Regions from separate parts of the Homo sapiens genome. Here region 2 is linked to region 1. Evidence: chromatin loops called from intact Hi-C (ENCODE). Cell type or tissue: heart left ventricle. All regions are shown on one strand. Each heading gives the region's core, and the rest is flanking DNA. Links, peaks and the distances in the headings are about the cores only. Region 1 holds the start of LOC124901042 (a long non-coding RNA gene). Region 2 has its middle 65 kb from the start of CAMK4.

The links. Peaks named below come from ENCODE experiments on the same cell type or tissue, not always from the same donor. Only the 100,000 strongest peaks of a DNase experiment are listed, where the experiment ranks them.
Region 2: it touches region 1 in a loop (3-fold over the local background); 7 of 110 quality-filtered maps call a loop at or near these places.

Annotation. Positions count from the first base shown.
Region 1 is chr5:111,526,768-111,535,111 of GRCh38, reverse strand. The region is part of intron 1 of STARD4-AS1 (STARD4 antisense RNA 1); the gene reads right to left. It overlaps LOC124901042 (a long non-coding RNA gene), which reads right to left and starts at 1,803. Exons shown (of 2, transcript XR_007058899.1): 1 at 1-1,803. RefSeq lists enhancers at 4,571-4,620, 3,869-5,068. In heart left ventricle, for the core only: CTCF peaks have their summits at 3,011 and 3,214 (motif pointing left); a DNase peak (open chromatin) is centred at 4,651; H3K27ac peaks cover 968 bases.
Region 2 is chr5:111,155,121-111,163,464 of GRCh38, reverse strand. It overlaps the pseudogene PNRC2P2. Among named protein-coding and RNA genes, the nearest start is that of CAMK4, 65 kb to the left of the region's middle. RefSeq lists an enhancer at 5,086-5,255. In heart left ventricle, for the core only: a CTCF peak has its summit at 5,164 (motif pointing left); no DNase peak of the experiment used is centred there.

The DNA.
Region 1 (8,344 bases), core at 200-8,199:
AATTTGCTAGACATATCCCATTGATAAATCTCCTTCAAACATCCTCCAGTATTTTTCTACTAGCTCACCTCAGCTCTTAAAATACCTCCTGAGTTCAGACTTCGTTCTGGTCTCACTCCCTATTGCAGTAGCCTTGAAGAAAGTCTTCCTTGCCTGTTTCACTTTGTGTGGTACAATTTTGCTTTGACAATAGAGAGTCAACAAATAGACAAACAGAGGGGACCTTTCCAAGCAGAAAGCACAGCATTGGTGAAGACCTGGAAACATCATATTTTACTATGTATTTGTGGAGATCTAGATCTAGACATATTTGCTACATCTGTGAGGCTACCATCCTGCCTGCCTACAGCAGCCTTGTGTGCATTTGTATCTGAAGATTTTTCACCTCTACTTCATTGGCAGTACCAGGATTCAGATCCTGCTTCTGAGAATCCCATCCATTGCCTTCTACTCTCTCCCTCCCAGTCTGGAAGACTCTTATTTAAGATCTACATTCTCACTCTTGTTGTACTGCATTTCCCTCTGTTCCCTGCATACAGTCTGTGAGGCAAGTAGCTCTGAGTACAAATCACCCTGCTACAGTCCTTCCCTGGGGTTAGAAAGTAGAGCTGGTTAACTGTCTTAATAGGGAATAAGAATAACGAAAAATTTAGGCAGAAAACATAAATTTTGTGGAAGATATTAACTTATCAGACCAAGTCCAGCCTGTCTCCAAAGCAGTTCTTAATGCCTGAGATTTATTTAGAGGTCTCATATCTGTGATCCCAAAGCCCCACTCCACTCAGCATAATGGGATCTCTGTTCTGGGGTACTCCTGACACTGAGTCTAAAGGTGCAGAATTTTCTTCAGTTTGTTTCTTCTTTAGATCTGTGATGAGAACTCTTCAATGTCCACTCACTCCTTCCCATCTTCTTGAAGAAAAAAATCCTAAGGCGTCTTGTAGTAGTATAGCTCTGCCATTCTATAGAGGGAAATTAGGCCCACAGAACTGTAGGAAAAAACCTAAATGCACGAAGTTTGTCAATTATACAGTCTGGATTAGATGGATTAGAATCCATAACTTTTTTCCTGAGACAAGATCTTGCTCTGTCACCCAGGTTAGAGTACAGTGGCACGATCATAGCTCCCTGTAGCTTCCAGGTCCTGTGCTCAAAAGATCCTCCCACCTCAGGCATGTGCCACCATGCCTGGCTAAGAACCCATAACTCCTTATTTGTTTAGTGCTTGACCTCTCTAAACTATACCCTGAGTATCCATGGGCAACTTGCATGATCATTTGAGGTTTCAGATTTTTTACCTGTAAAATGTGATAATGGTAGCCACTTCACAGGACTGTTGTGAAGAGAAACAAAGTGGGTGAGTACTTGGTGCAGTCTGACAGTTTGTGTTCTACAAAAGCTAGATCTCTTGCCAGTTTTCTTTTTGCCTTTCTCTATCATAGCATTCACCACACTGCACTGACATCATTTATTTATGTCTCTTTCTCAATTCATTGCAAGCTCCTTTGCGAAAAGAATTGGTATTTATTGGATAATCTATTCCTAATATTTCATTCAGTAGAGTTGCCTAGTAAATATTCTTTAAATAAATGAAATGTTAAAGTGCTTAAAAAGAGGTGTGAACATAGCCACCGACTTTATGGGCACCAAAACAGCTTAAAAATAACCCTCCCTCAGGAAAGGAGGAATGGGGAACTATTGTTTAATAACTAGCACACAGAGTTTCTATTTGGGATGATGAAAAAGTCCTGAAAATGGATAGTGGTGATGGTTGCACAACTTTGTACTAAATACCACTAAGTTGTACACTTAAAAATAGTTAAAACGGTGAATTTTATGTTTTATATAGTTTACCACATTTTTTAAAAAGCCTCTGAGAAGTTTCATTTATAGAGAACACTTTGTAGTATTATAGGAAGAAGAATAGAGTCCACGTTTAGACCAGTTGGAGACTTGGTCTCTATCTGGAAGTTACTTTCTCTTCTCTCCTCTAACAAAAGGGAGATGGAATGTGATTCTCTCTCCATCTCTACAGCTGTGCCAGGCAGAGGCAGCAGCAAGAGCTACAGAGACATTCTTCCTGCACATGCAAACAGAGTTATTCCTGAGCACGAAATGACTGGTGACAGCCATCTCCAGGAGAATATATCAGAAAACTTTAAATACAGTCACCAACCCTATAATTCAAACCCAAACGTTTAGGACCTGCAGATACAGAGACTAAAAATATTTTGTATTCGTAAATTAGAGCACTGACCCCATAGGCACTTAGGCCTTCTCTTAAACTTGCACAGGCTGCTGGATGAGTCTCTGACAACCTCCCCAGCAACCAGCCTTTCTTCTGCCTTCATCTTCCTGCTTCAGCCTGTGTCCCAATTGTGTTAGTCTATAGCATTCACTGTCCACCACCAACAGAACAGTTAGCCAGAGGGAGGCTGGAGTTATCTATTGTTAGGTAGCATTGGGGTGGAAAGACCAATATTCGCCGTATCCAGAGTGCACATGTCAGGTAAGCAGTACCTCTTACACAACACTACCTTTGCCAGGTTTCTTGTTGTCTGGGTGTGCAGGCAGGCTATGGAGGTCCTCAGAAACACTGCCTACCTCTTCTGACAAGCCCCTTGGGCTCTAAGAGGAAGAGTTGTGACTCCTAGTTCGCTTTCTCTCCTGTCTTTCTATTTGCTGAAGGAGAAAATATGACTTAAGCAATACTGAACGTTTGTTTAAAATACAAAAATTTCTTGGTGATTAAAAAATTATAGCTAGTGTTGGCCGGGCGCAATGGCTTACGCCTGTAATCCCAACACTTTAGATGGCCGAGGTGGGCAGATCACCTGAGGTCAGGAGTTCAAGACCAGCCTGGCCAATATGGTGAAACCCTGTTTCTACCAAAAATACAAAAATTTGCCAGGTGTGGTGGCACGTGCCTGTAATCCCAGCTACTCGGAAGGCTGAGACAGGAGAACTGCTTGGACCCGGGAGGCGGAGGTTGCAGTGAGCCTCGCACCGTTGCACTCCAGCCTGGGCAACAGAGTAAGACTCCATCTCCATAAAAAAAAAAAAAAAAAAAAAAAAAAAAATATATATATATATATATATATATATAGAAAGAGAGAGAGAGAGAGAGAGAGAGAGAGAGAGAGAGAGAGAGAGAGAGGGAGAGAGAGAGAGAGAGCGCGCTAGTGTTTTATAGCCACCTAGTGGCCGAAATTGGGCTTTGCAATTGGAAATTCAATTTTCACTCAAAACATTAGCTCTAAATTAATTTTGCTATTTAAATACTTTATTTGCCATCTAAATACTTCTTTAAGAGAGATAACGTATGGAAGCTTAGATTAACTAAGGGGATGAAACATGAGGAAGCCAAATTTCAGAATGCTTCCTAAAGAGCCTCTAAACTTCTGGGTTCTCCAAATGTACACATGACTGAGTCTTGGTTCTTAAGGTATGATGATAATGATAACAATAGGTATATTAGCATAGCTAACATCATTTGAGTGCCTAGTATGTACCAGGTAATATTCTGAATGCTTTTTGGTAGTATTTATTTAATCTCTGCAACAACTCTATGATATAAATTCTCTTATGCTCAATTCTTAAAAGAGAAATCTAAGACAGAAGTGAAACACTTTGTCCCAAGACCAACAGCTATTAACTAGTAAGATCAAGATATTCTTTTTCGGCCGGGCATGGTGGCTCACGCCTGTAATCCCAGTACTTTAGGAGGCCGAGGCAGGCGGATCACGAGGTCAGGAGATCGAGACCACGGTGAAACCCCGTCTCTACTAAAAATATAAAAAATTAGCCGGGCGTGGTGGTGGGCGCCTGTAGTCCCAGCTACTCGGGAGGCTGAGGCAGGAGAATGGCGTGAACCCGGGAGGCGGAGCTTTCAGTGAGCCAAGATCGCGCCACTGCACTCCAGCCTGGGCGACAGAGCAAGACTCCTTTTCAAAAAAAAAAAAAAAAGAAAAAGATTTTTTTTTCCTGTTTGATTAACTTTTATTTTAGGTTCGGGGGTACATGTGCAAGTCTGTTACATAGGTAAACTCGGGTCACAGGGGTTTGTTGTACAGATTATTTCATCAGCCAGGTACTATGCCCGGTATCCAATAGTTATTTTTTCTGTTCCTCTCCCTCCTCCCAACCTTCACCCTCAAGTAGGCCCCAGTGTCTGTTGTTCCTTTCTTTTTGTATCCATGGGTTTGTATCATTTAGCTTATAAGTAAGAACGTGTGGTATTTGGTTTTCTGTTCCTGCATTAGTTTGCTAAAGATAATGGTCTCCAGCTCCACCCATGTTCCCGCAAAGACATGATCTTGTTCTTTTCTATAAAGCCAAGATTTAAGATCCAACAATCCAGTTCTAGAATCTTAAGCCTCTTTAGCATAGGGTAAATATGTACATCAAGTACAATTACGGCAGTGGAATCAAATAGGCTCTCCTGCAATCTCAAACTTGCTTATACTTTAACTCATATATGGTTAGGTTTCAAACACGTGGGAGAGACAGAAGAACCCTAGGAATTTAGAGATGGAACTTGATAAAGGCATTTCTCAGAAGAATTTCAGACAGCAGGAACTTGACTTCAAAGGTTGGTGTGACGTGGGCAGACACAGAGGGGGAAGCACAGCCCAAGTACGAGCGGACGGCAGGATGGGTGGAGGCAGCAATGCAATGGAGTGAGGAGAGGAAGTGTGGGTGAGTCAGCAGAAGGATGTGATGAGGCGGAGAATGGGGGCACTCGCGTGGGGACAGAGGAAAGGCAGGAAGGTCAGATTGGGCCATGTTGTTCATGTACGATCTTCATGTCAGATGAAGAAGTTAGATCTTTAGCTCAACGGTTATATGGAACTATTGAGAGTTTAAAAATGATATTTATAGCCTTTATAATTTTTCAAAGCAAGTGTGCCCACTGTGAAATATTTGGAAACCAAGGAAGACACAAAGCTAAAAGACTATCTGTAACTCTCTCTTTGTTAATATTTGGAATATATCTTTCAGTCTTCATACCACACACATAAATTTTCCCCCAAAACAATATTTACTGTATTTTATATAATAATTATAGAGTATTTTAATGTTTCGGTTTTGTCATTTATTATAGTACATGTCTATTATAAATAAATAACAAAATAGAAGCAAAAACACTAAAAGCAAAACTAAAATTATAAAAATTCTAGGCTCTTACTATTATTTTTATTGTATATGTGTATGTGTATATATGCATCCTTTTGAAAAAATATAGATCCCGTTAAAAAATAGAATAATAATTTACCTACTGTTTAAGACCCTATACTCTTCTCTTAATATATCAGGAAAATCTCGATATGTTGACATGTGCATTTTTATAGCAAAATTTAATACCTGCATCCTATACAAAATAATTTATACGATCTCATATTTTTAAATTGCCTTTATGTCTTTGTTGAAAATCAGTTAATTATGTAAGTATAGGTCTATTGCTGGGCTATTTCATTGACCTATTTGTCTATCTTGATTGAATATCATAATTTTGATCAATGTAACTTTATACCAAGATGTGAAGACAGGAAGTAAAAGTTAGATAACTTAGTTCTTCTTTTTAAAAGTTGTTTTGGCTATTCTATGCCCTTTGCATTTCCACATGAATTTTAGAGTTAGCTGTCAACATCTACAGATGAGCCTGCTGAGATTTTAATTGGGATTTCATTATATCTGTAGATCAAATAGGGAGAATTGATATTTTAGTCATGTTTATCCAAACACATGCCATTTATCTCTATTTACTTAGACTTTAATTTCTCTCATTATGTTTGCTAGTTTGCAATATACAGGCCATGTTCATTTTTTTCATATTTATCCCTAATATGCATATTTAATGGCATGTTTTTATGCCAGTATAAATGGTATTATGTTAATTTTAATTATGTATGTATGTATGTACCTAGTATATAGAAACAGACTTGATTTTTTATATTGATCTTGCATCTCCCAACTTTGTTAAACTCACTTATTAGATGTAATACATATATATAAATTCCATAGGGTTTTCTAGGTAGATGATCGTTTCATCTGTGGATAAAGAAAATTTTATTTTCTTATGTCCAATCTGGATATCTCTTATTTCTTTTTCTTGACTGGCTGGACTGGCTAAAGCCTCCAGGACAATGTTGAATAGAAGGGAGAGAGTAGACATCCTTGCCTGTTTCCTCATATTAGGGGAAAACATTTCATCTTTCATCATTAATAAGACGCTAACAGTACAGTTTCGTAGATGCCCTTGATCAGGTTGGGGTTGTTCCTTTTATTCCTATTTTGCTGACTGTTTTTATTGGGATTAGATTTTGGGCATTTGTCAAATGCTTTTTCGTCATCTCTTTTTTTTTTTTCCCCAGTCTGTCAACATGGTGAATTACATTGATTGTTTTTCAAATGTTAAATTAACCTTGCATCCCTGAGATAAACCCGACTTGGTCATGATGTATTATCCTTTTAATAAATTGTTTATTATTTTATTTGTTATAATTTGGTAAGAATTGTTGTCTCTCCGTTCGTGAGGAATAACGTTCTGTAGTTTTCTTATAATATCTTTTTCTGGCTTTAATGTAATAATGCTGGCCTCGTGGAATGAGTTGGGAAGACTTCAATTTTCTGGAAGAGTTTGGGTTGCAAGGCTATTATTTCGTCCTTAAATGTTTCATAGAATTCACCAGTGAAGACATCTGAAAATGGAATTTTCGTGGAAAGTTTTAAAGCTCTAAATTTAATTTCATTCATTGATATAGTGCTCTTCAGGTTATCTATTTCTTCATGAATGAGCTTAGTAGAATAGTTTGTATCTTTTAAGGAACTTGAAATTCTTTTTTCTTAAGGTGGAAGCTGATGTCATTGACTTGAGACTTCTTCTTTTTTAATTTAGATATTTAGAGCAAAAATTTCCTTATGATTACTGCCTTAGTCGTAAACAATAGATTTTCATATGTCTTTTTTATTTTCATTCAGTTTTTAAAAATCTTAATTTTTTGTTTATTTCTTTTTTGACTCATGGGTTATTTAGCAGTGTGTAATTTTCTTTCTAAATATTTGAGTTTTGTCCAGATTACTTTACTGATTTCTAATTTAATTCTATTGTGGTCAGATAATATACTTTGAATGTCTTTTGTCAGGCTTCTTGATTGGAAATGGAAATTTAATCACGTATTTTTGGACTTGCAGTTTCTAATTTTTATGCTACTAAAAACAATTCTTAGATGAAGATGAACTTGGGTTCTTTTTACCCTTTCTTTTTTATTTTCTTAAAAGTCTCAGAAACAAAAGTTTTGAATCAAAGAGTATATAGTTCCTTCTCTAGAATTTATATATACTGTTACATGCCTTGTTTCATGTTTATATTCAATAATTTGCAAATATTTTCTTCAGATCAATATTTTTTCTATAACATATTCTTAACGACTGTATATAATTTTACTTTATTGATACCCCAAATTATATTAACAATACTCTATTGTTGGACATCTAAGCTCTTTCTAACTTGAGGCAAGTTTCCATAATGCTTTTAATAAACTACACTGTAGATCATTAGTCTGTGGGAGAGGATTGGCCTCACGGAAACAATGATTTAGGAAAATTAGTCAGGAACTACTATAGAAGACGGATTTGGGCTGAGAAGGACTGGAAGTAGCAAAATCTGTTCCATACCATTAGGATTGTAATATAATGCTTAAAAATGAGGCTGTGGTAGCAGCAGATGAATGGAGATGTCAGAATGGATGGAAGAAATAGTAAAATGGAAGAATCTATCACACTTAGCCACTGATTTTGGGAGAATTAAAATCAATTTCTATCTTTAAAGTAGTAGCATTTCTAGATAAAATTGAATCTTCACATTTATCTTTAAAATACCTATTTTCTCAGCATTTGTGCTTATTTGTCAAGCAGTAATGTTTTCTAATTACTCAAAAGAGGTTTCATCACAGATGATAAAAGGAAGCCAAGGAAAATATTTTCTAAAGCAATTATATATAAGGAAGAGCAAGATTTATATAATTCACATTACTTTTCAAGGAATTCTCTTAGTCTCAAAATGTTTTGTCCTTTTGAATTATTAGGTTGGTGCAAACATCATTGTGGTTTTTGCATTGTTGGAATTTGCTGTTTGATATTGCAATGCATTCTTAAATAAATGTGATTATATTATATATCATTTTAATGGACATTTCTCGCTTTATGTTTTTTGCTAGTGACTTATTACTTGCTGTTTATTTTATGTTTATTTTAGACTATGGAAATGATGTTAGACAAAAAGCAAATTCAAGCAATATTCTTATTTGAGTTCGAAATGGGTCATAAAGACAACTCACAACAT
Region 2 (8,344 bases), core at 330-8,329, 370 kb after region 1:
AGAATTTGAACACCACTCAAATCCATCACCAAGTATGAAATACGTAGGCCTGTATTTGGACTCCAATGAAAGGTTACTTTTGATGTCAAAAAGCATGTCTTCATATAATTGACATAACCAAAGGTCCTAAAGCACAGCACATGGACCAGTCCGTTAGGCACAGACTGCACAATAGACACAGAGAATCACCCATCCCACCATCACCCCACCTTATCAGAGCTCATATCAGGGCCTGAAACTGAATTTGGCATCAATTTTAAACTCTTCATTGAGGCACCTAACATCTATGTTAGTCATAAACATTCCATTTATGACCTTGACCTTTATGATTCTTTTAGTGCTTATATTGTAGCTCTAGGGGCTTCCCACACCACAGCTCCTTTTTATCATTTCTCAGATGTGGATGTGGAAGAATCAATGCAAAATTAAGATAACAAATGCTTCAACAAATACTAAAATGAAGATAGCAAACACTTATATCACAGGATTTCAATACACAAACTTGTTTGAGCGCTTTAAAAATGAAAATATGCATATATTCAAAGCTCATGGCCTCCTAGCATCTCACATGGATCCTCCCAGGATCACTTAGATGCTTCTTTCCAGGTTCTGGAGTCAGATTGTCTAGATCCAGATGTGTTTTTACCCTTTCCTAGCTGTAAGAACTTCAACAAGTTATTTTACCTTTCTGTGCTTTCGTTTTCTCATTTCTGTGTGGAAATATTGTGGACACCTACTTCATAAGGAACTTCTGAGGATTAATTTGAAACCATAAAGCATGGAGCACAATGTCTGGCACATAGTAAGTACTCAATAAACCTTAGTTATTATGAGTTACTCTGAATAGTTGTGATGGTTAATATTGAATGTCAACTTGATTGGATTTAAGAATGCGAAGTATTGTTCCTGGTGTGTCTGTGAGGGTGTTGCCAAAGGAGATTAACATTTGAGTCAGTGGACGGGAGAGGCAGACACACCCTCAATCTGTGTGGGCACCATCTAACCAGCTGCCAGTGTGGCCAGAATAAAAGCAGGCAGAAGAACATGGAGAGATTAGACTGGCTTAGCCTCTGAGCCTACATCTTTCCCTCATGCTGGATGCTTTCTGCCCTCAAACATCAGACTCCAAGTTCTTCAGCTTTGGGACTCAGACTGGCTTACTTGCTCCTTAGCTTGTAGATGGCCTATCGTGGGACTTGAGTTGTGATCATGTGAGTTAATACTCCTTAATAAACGCACATATATATATATATTCTATTATATATATATCCTATTATATATATATATATCTCCTATTAATTCTGTACCTCTAGAGAATGCTGATTAACACAGTAGTATATCAGATGTATTAGAAAATATGTTATTTTATACCACCATTCTGAAATTACAATGTATTCATTTGCCTGAGCTATTACTATAAGCTCCTTGTAGGTAGTGTATTAATCTCTTCTCACACTGCTGTAAAGAACTACCCAATACTGGGTAATTTATAAAGGAGAGAGGTTTAATTGACTTACAGTTCCACATGGCTGGGAAGGCCTCAGGAAACTTACAATCATGGCAGAAGGGGAAGCAAACTTGTCCTTATTCACATGGCAGCAGGAGGAAGAGCCAAGTAAAGCGGGGTAAAGTCCCTTTAAAACCATTCAGATCTTGTGAGAACTCATTCACTATCATGAAAACAGAAGTATGGGGGTAAGCACTTCCATGATTCAATTACCTTCCACTGGGTTCCTCCCCTGACACATGGGGACTATGAGAATTGCAATTCAAGATGAGATTCGGGTGGGGACACAGCTGAACCATATCAGGTGGAATCTATGACTCTTTTAACTCTGTATCCTTACTGCAATAGCTAGTATATATCAGATTTTTATTAAATGTTTGCCTAATAAGTGAATGAATAAAATTTTCAGACTTTTTGCTCATGCTTTTCTTTGTTTAAATAATCATATTATTTAAGTGGTTTAAAATTTTTGGAGGTTTTCTGGGTGTCTTAGTATGTGCAGGCTGCTATAACAAAATAAACTGGGTGGCTTATAAACAATAGAAATTAGTTTCTCATGGTTTTAGAAGCTGGGAAGTCTAAGATCAAGGTGTCAACAGATTCAGTGTCTGGTAAGGGCTTTCTAATTCATAGACAGCACCTTCTAGCTATGTCCTCAAATGGCGAAAGGAACAAAGCAGCTCTCTGAGGCCTTTTATATTTACTTAATACAAATTATTTATTTGAATGGAACTATTTCTTTTTTAAAAAAACAATTTTATTGTGCACATTTAAGTCATACAACATGATGTTGTAGGATACATATATAGTAAGATGGTTACTACAGGGAACAGATGAATGTATCAACATATTCATCATCTCAGTTACCCATTTTGCTTTTCTGGGGCCTCTTTTATAAAGGCACTAATTCCATTGATGAGGGTGCTCTGCACTAAGGACCTAGTCATCTCCCAAAGGCTCCAGCTCCTAATACCATAACTTTGAGGATTAAGATATCAACATATGTATTCTAAGTGAAGTAACACAGGAATGGAAAACCAAACATCGCATGTTCTCACTGATATGTGGGAGTCAAGCTATGAGGATGCAAAGTCATAAGAATGATACAATGGACATTGGAAACTTGGGAGGAAGAGTGGGAGAGGGACGAAGCATACAAGACTACAAATAAAGTGCAGTGTGTACTGCTTGTGTGATGGGTGCACCAAAATCTCACAAATCACCACTAAAGAACTTACTCCTGTAACCAAATACCATCTGTACCCCAATGTCTTATGGAAAATTTTTTTTAAATATCTAAACATAGAAAAGGTAAAATAAAATAAAATAAAATAAAATAAAGATTTCACATATGTATTTTGGGAAGACAAAATATTCAGATCATAGCAATGAGTCTAGAGAGGCAGTAATGTCTAAGTGTCAGAAAGATAATAACAGGACGCACCGCACTGGGATCTAAACAGTGTGACCTTCGTGCTGTGCTCTGAGCACTTTTAAATATGTTGTACCTTGTATTTCTCAGTACAACTCTAAGATGTAGGGGCATTAACATTTCCAAATAATAAATAAGGAAATATAGCTAACGGACTTGGAGGCATTCAGTTCATAAGGGCAGCAAACATGAATGAGAAGGGTGAAATGCATTGGTTGGAACCCCAAATGGTGCAGCTCTGCCACTTACCAGTTAAGCGATTGATATGGATTGTCTGCGTCCCCAGCCAAATCTCATTTTATAGTTTCTGTAATCCCCACGTGCGATGTGAGGGACCAAGTGGAAGGTAATTGAATCACGGAGGCGGTTTCCCCCATGCCGTTCTTGTGATAGTAAGTTCCCATAAGATCTGATGGATATATAAGGGTCTTCCCCCTTCACTCAGTTCTCATTCTTCTCTTTACTGCCACCATGTGAATAAGGACGTGTTTGCTTTTTCCTTCTGCCCTGATGTAAATTTTCTGAGGCCTCTACAGCTCTTTGGAGCTGTGAGTCAATTAAACCTCTTTCGTTTATGATTTACCCAGTCTCAGGCAGTTCTTTATAGCAGCATAAAAATGGACTAGTACAGTGACCTTGGCCAAGTTATTGAAACACACTCTTGTTTTTTGGGTTGCCTTATATGTGATGTAGACATAATGCCAGTATTTCACATATACACCATGGAATACTATATGTATTCCATGCAGCCATAAAAAGAATGAGTTAACGTCCTTTGCAGGGACATGGATGAAGCTGGGAGCCATCATTCTCAGCAAACCAACACAGGAACAGAAAACCAAACACCACATGTTCTCACTCATTGGGAGCTGAACAATGAGAACACATGGACACAGGGAGGAGAACATCACACACCACACACCGGGGCCTGTCGAGGAGTGGGGGGCAAGGGGAGAGAGAGCATTAAGACAAATATCTGATGCATGCGGGGCTTAAAACCTAGATGATGGGTTGATAGGTGCAGCAAATGTATACCTGTGTAACAAACCTGCACATTCTGCACATGTATCCCAGAACTTAAAGTAAAATTAAAAAAAAAAAGAAAGAAAGAATGCTAGTATTCTCTTGTAGGGCTGTTTTGAGGATTAACTAAAGAAGTGATTATATTGTCTCCCTGTGTTCTGTAACGTATTCTGTCTGTTGAGCTCCCCAGTGGCCCCACAACTTGATCTTTGGGTCCTACTGAGCCTATCCTCTTCGAGCCATGCCCAAATCTTTAGCATTTGCTCACTTCTTCCTCGACATGGTCAAACTCCAAAACTCTCTTCCCTTATGTCCCTTTCACACAAAGAACATTCATTGAAACACAATTAAAACAAATTAATAGCAATGTTGAATAAAGCTCAGAGTGTGATTCTCCTGAATTTTTCTGTTAGTTTGTGATTGGTTTGTTTTACCATCTATCTGTGCAACGAAGAAATGCATTCATGATGGTAGATGTGCAGACACCATGGTTTTTTTCCTAAGGAGGAGCAGGGGCCTTCCTAGTTTCACAGATTACACCTGGTAGATAATCACCAACTCTGTATTTGGGTGAGATCGGCCCGTTTAAGCAACTAATTGCAACATGGGGTGATGGGAGCCTTAAGCCAAGGGCAGGTGTTCTCAATATGGGCTGCAAAATAGAATCACCTGGGAAGCGTTTAAAAGGCTTGACTCTCAGACCGTACTGTAGACCAATTAAATGAGCGTTTTTTGAGTTAAGAACCAGACAGGTATTTTTTTAACTGCCTACATTATTTCAATATAATCTGGGCAGTTAGTACAAATATATTTCAATATTCAGTCAAGATTGAAAACCAGTGGCTGCCATAAGACTTTGTGGCCACAACAGTTAAACTCATCTAATCAGTTTTCCTCTGGCTCCTTCACAAAACAGTTGGTTCACCTGGAAACTTGTGCTCGCCTATAATAAATCATTTGCATTGCCTTGAAGATGATTTTCATTTTGCAGAAATTACCACTAATTGAAAGACAAATACACACCAAATTCTGATATTTAATGTTACTATTTCAATATATGTTTCTCATTTCTAAAATCAACTGGTAGGAAGTCAAACTAACATACTTGATAACAGAAAATAATTTCTAATTCGATGCTTGAAATTTAAGGGATTTCGGGTAAGGAGTCCTCACATGTTAGATGGTGTCGTCATCTACTGGCACAATGTGGTATTGCAGCTCATTCCTGAGATGCTGAGGACTCCGAGAGAGTAAGAGTGCTTCTGCCCAGAAGCGGTTTATCATTCACTTCAGCGAAACATAATTTTTCTGGGTCCAATACGTGGATTCCGCTATCCTCCAAGGAATCTTGGTTCTTACATAAAGACTAGTACTAGTGACCAAAATCTGATGCTGTCTCTGAATATCAGAGTTAGTGTTCAATCAAATTGTGTTCTGATGCAGAAAAAAATATTTGTGGAGAATAGAAATACAGAAAAAAAATGTTTTGGAGGAAACTTTAAAAGAATTCTGTGGATTAAACTAAAATTTCAAAGACTTATAAATCCAGAATATTAGGAGCCTTCCCCGCTCCTGATTTATTTTAATTGTACTGAATAATGCTTGTGAGTGTTATAATCAGCCTATCTGGAGGAACCCTATAACAAACCCTGAGATTTATCTTCCCAATATCTATTAGCCTCTTCCCCTTTACTAACAGCATTCAAATTTTGTTCCAAGAAAAATTGTCCCAAGCTACAAAACTCAACTAGCACCCCATGCCCTTCAGTTACGGGCCTCTGCATGAAACAGTTCTCATCAATGGAATGTCGATAACAACAGTCTGCTGGGAATTTCTGGGGAAAAGTTTTGCTTCCTGATAAACATGCAATTCTTCTTCATACTTTCTACCAGTAACGTGGGCAAATGTAAAATAGGCATCCTGTGGCCATTAGAACAGAAGCTACATGCTAAAGACAGGAAGGTAGGGAGGCAGATGGAGCCTGGAACAGCAATGGCTTCATGGACTTACTACCCTAGCTCTGGACTCTCTGTCTGCCTAAAGAAAGCCATTATAGACTGAATTTTGTCCCCACAAAATTTATGTGGAGTCTTAACCCCTCATGTGACTGAAGATAGGTCCTTTTGGAAGTATTTAAGGTTAAATGGGTCATAGGGGTGGGACCTAATCTGATCAGACTGGTGGTCTTAGAAGAAGAAAAAGAGATCTGAGGAACTGAAAAGAGCAGCGCCTTAATCTTAGACTCCCTAGCCTCCAGAACGGTGGGAAATAAATTTCTGTTGTGTAAGTCACCCAGTCTAGAGTATTTAGTTACAGCAGCCTACACAGACTAAAAAAAACCTCATCTGGTTAAGCCACTGTAGTGGGTTTTCTACTGCTTGCCTGCACCCTCTCCTCTGATGCAAAATGGGGTACCTGAAAGTGGGATATTGCAAGTAAAAGGAATAAAAATGTGAAATCTCCAGGAATACAAGGTAGAGAAGTAGACAGGTCTCACCCATTACAAGCTGCGAAGTTGATGACCTTTTTAATGTGGTTATTAAATATTTATATTTTTGTGCTTATTGTAGCTGCAGCATCAAGGGAAGTAATAGAAAAATTTAAAATGTGCGTGTTTCTTATTGCTGAGTTTTGCAAAGTCCTACTTGAAAGAAATGAATTCATACTAAAGCTAGTCATTCTGACAGCTAAGAGAGCAGGTGTGGGCCTGTGGCCTGCAATCTAAGATGTCTGAGAAGCCTATATGATAAGAGTCTACCAGCTTTGTGAAGAAAACACATTGCTTTCCTACCTTAAACTGAAGCCTTTCACGTCAGAGCTGAAGCAGCAGCCCTAGCAGGGGCTGGTATTGGGTTCCCAGCTCTCTCTTCCAGGTCTCTGCTGGACAAAAGAGGCACACCTGCTGGTAAATAGAGATTAAAGGGTGTTGCTTTTCCTCCAAATGTGTGATTTCACATTGCTGATGACAGAAGGTAAAAGGAAAGACTATGTGTGAAAAATGAAGACCTGTGACCAGGAAACAATATTTCTCAGACATTAATATTATGAGTCCATACTATCTTTGGCTATGGTTTCTCACATGTGGCATTGAATAGACTGAAAGGCTACAAAATTTCAGAAAGAACTGTATTTCTAAAGAAATATCAGGTCAGTAGAGGCAGAAGGAGGAGGTAGGGTTGCACACACCAGGGTGGGCAGCAGTTCACTCCTCAGTGCCCATGGGCTTTGGTCCATGCCTCTCCCTGGAAAGGCAGGAAGGCTTTGACATGGAGAGGGAGCTGCTGCCGCCATAGTTCTGAGCTTGAGGTTGCTAGGACTTATCTCAGACTTGTGTACTGAGGAAACTCAGATATTGGCCTCAGCTCCTAGGCTGCATTTAGCAGATCGACCTATGAGAACTTCTATACTGAGACAAAGGAAAGGATCCATCAGAAAGTAACATCTATTATCTTGAGCTTGGCAGCAAGGAAGAGGACAGGTATTGGAAACCCTGCTCTCTAAAAAGCTGACCGAAAAGTGACAAAAAAGCTGAAGATGGGTGGTGGAGACAGGTATAACATTCTAGCCCCTCAATCTAGAAATATTAGTAAGAACCAAAAGCAACTTAATAGAAGACCAAGGATCAGAATTCCCAGAAGATGGTTCATAAGAAAAAAGAAAGAGGATGTGGGTGGAATTAATTAGCAGCTGCATAACAGGTCATGCAAAATGGGGGGAAGAATAAAAATTTCCCAAATAATCAAAATTGGAGCTCTAGCTTATCAGGTCCCAGCTTACTTTTTTTTTTTTTTTTTTTTTGAGACAGGGTCTCACACTATCGCCCACACTGGAGTGCACTGGTGCCAACTCGGCTCACTTCAACCTCCGCCTCTCAGGTTCAAGAGATTCTCCTGCCTCAGCCTCCTGAGTAGCTGGGACTACAAGTGCCTGCCACCATGCCTGGACACTTTTGGTATTTTTAATAGACATGGTTTCACCATATTGGCCAGCCTGGTCTTGAACTCCTGACCTGAAGCGGTCCGCCTGCTTTGGCGTCTCAAAGTGCTGGGATTACAGGTATGAGCCACCGCGCCTGGGCCCCAGCTTACTTTTTAAATCTCAAGCGAATCACAACTATACTGGAGCCAAATTGATTGAGCTGCCATCACGAAGAGTTCTTCCCAAACTATCCTTCCACTGGGTTCCTGTTTCCTTTATTCCTTCAGATAAGGAAATAATGATATTTCAAATTAAAACCTTACTTAAAGTACAGGTATAAAATAAGATAAAGTACTGATGTTTAAATTTAGTTGTGTTGCTGGGCGCGGTGGCTCACACTTATAATCCCAGCACTGTGGGAGGCCGAGGTGGGCGGATCACCTGAGGTCGGCAGTTTGAGACC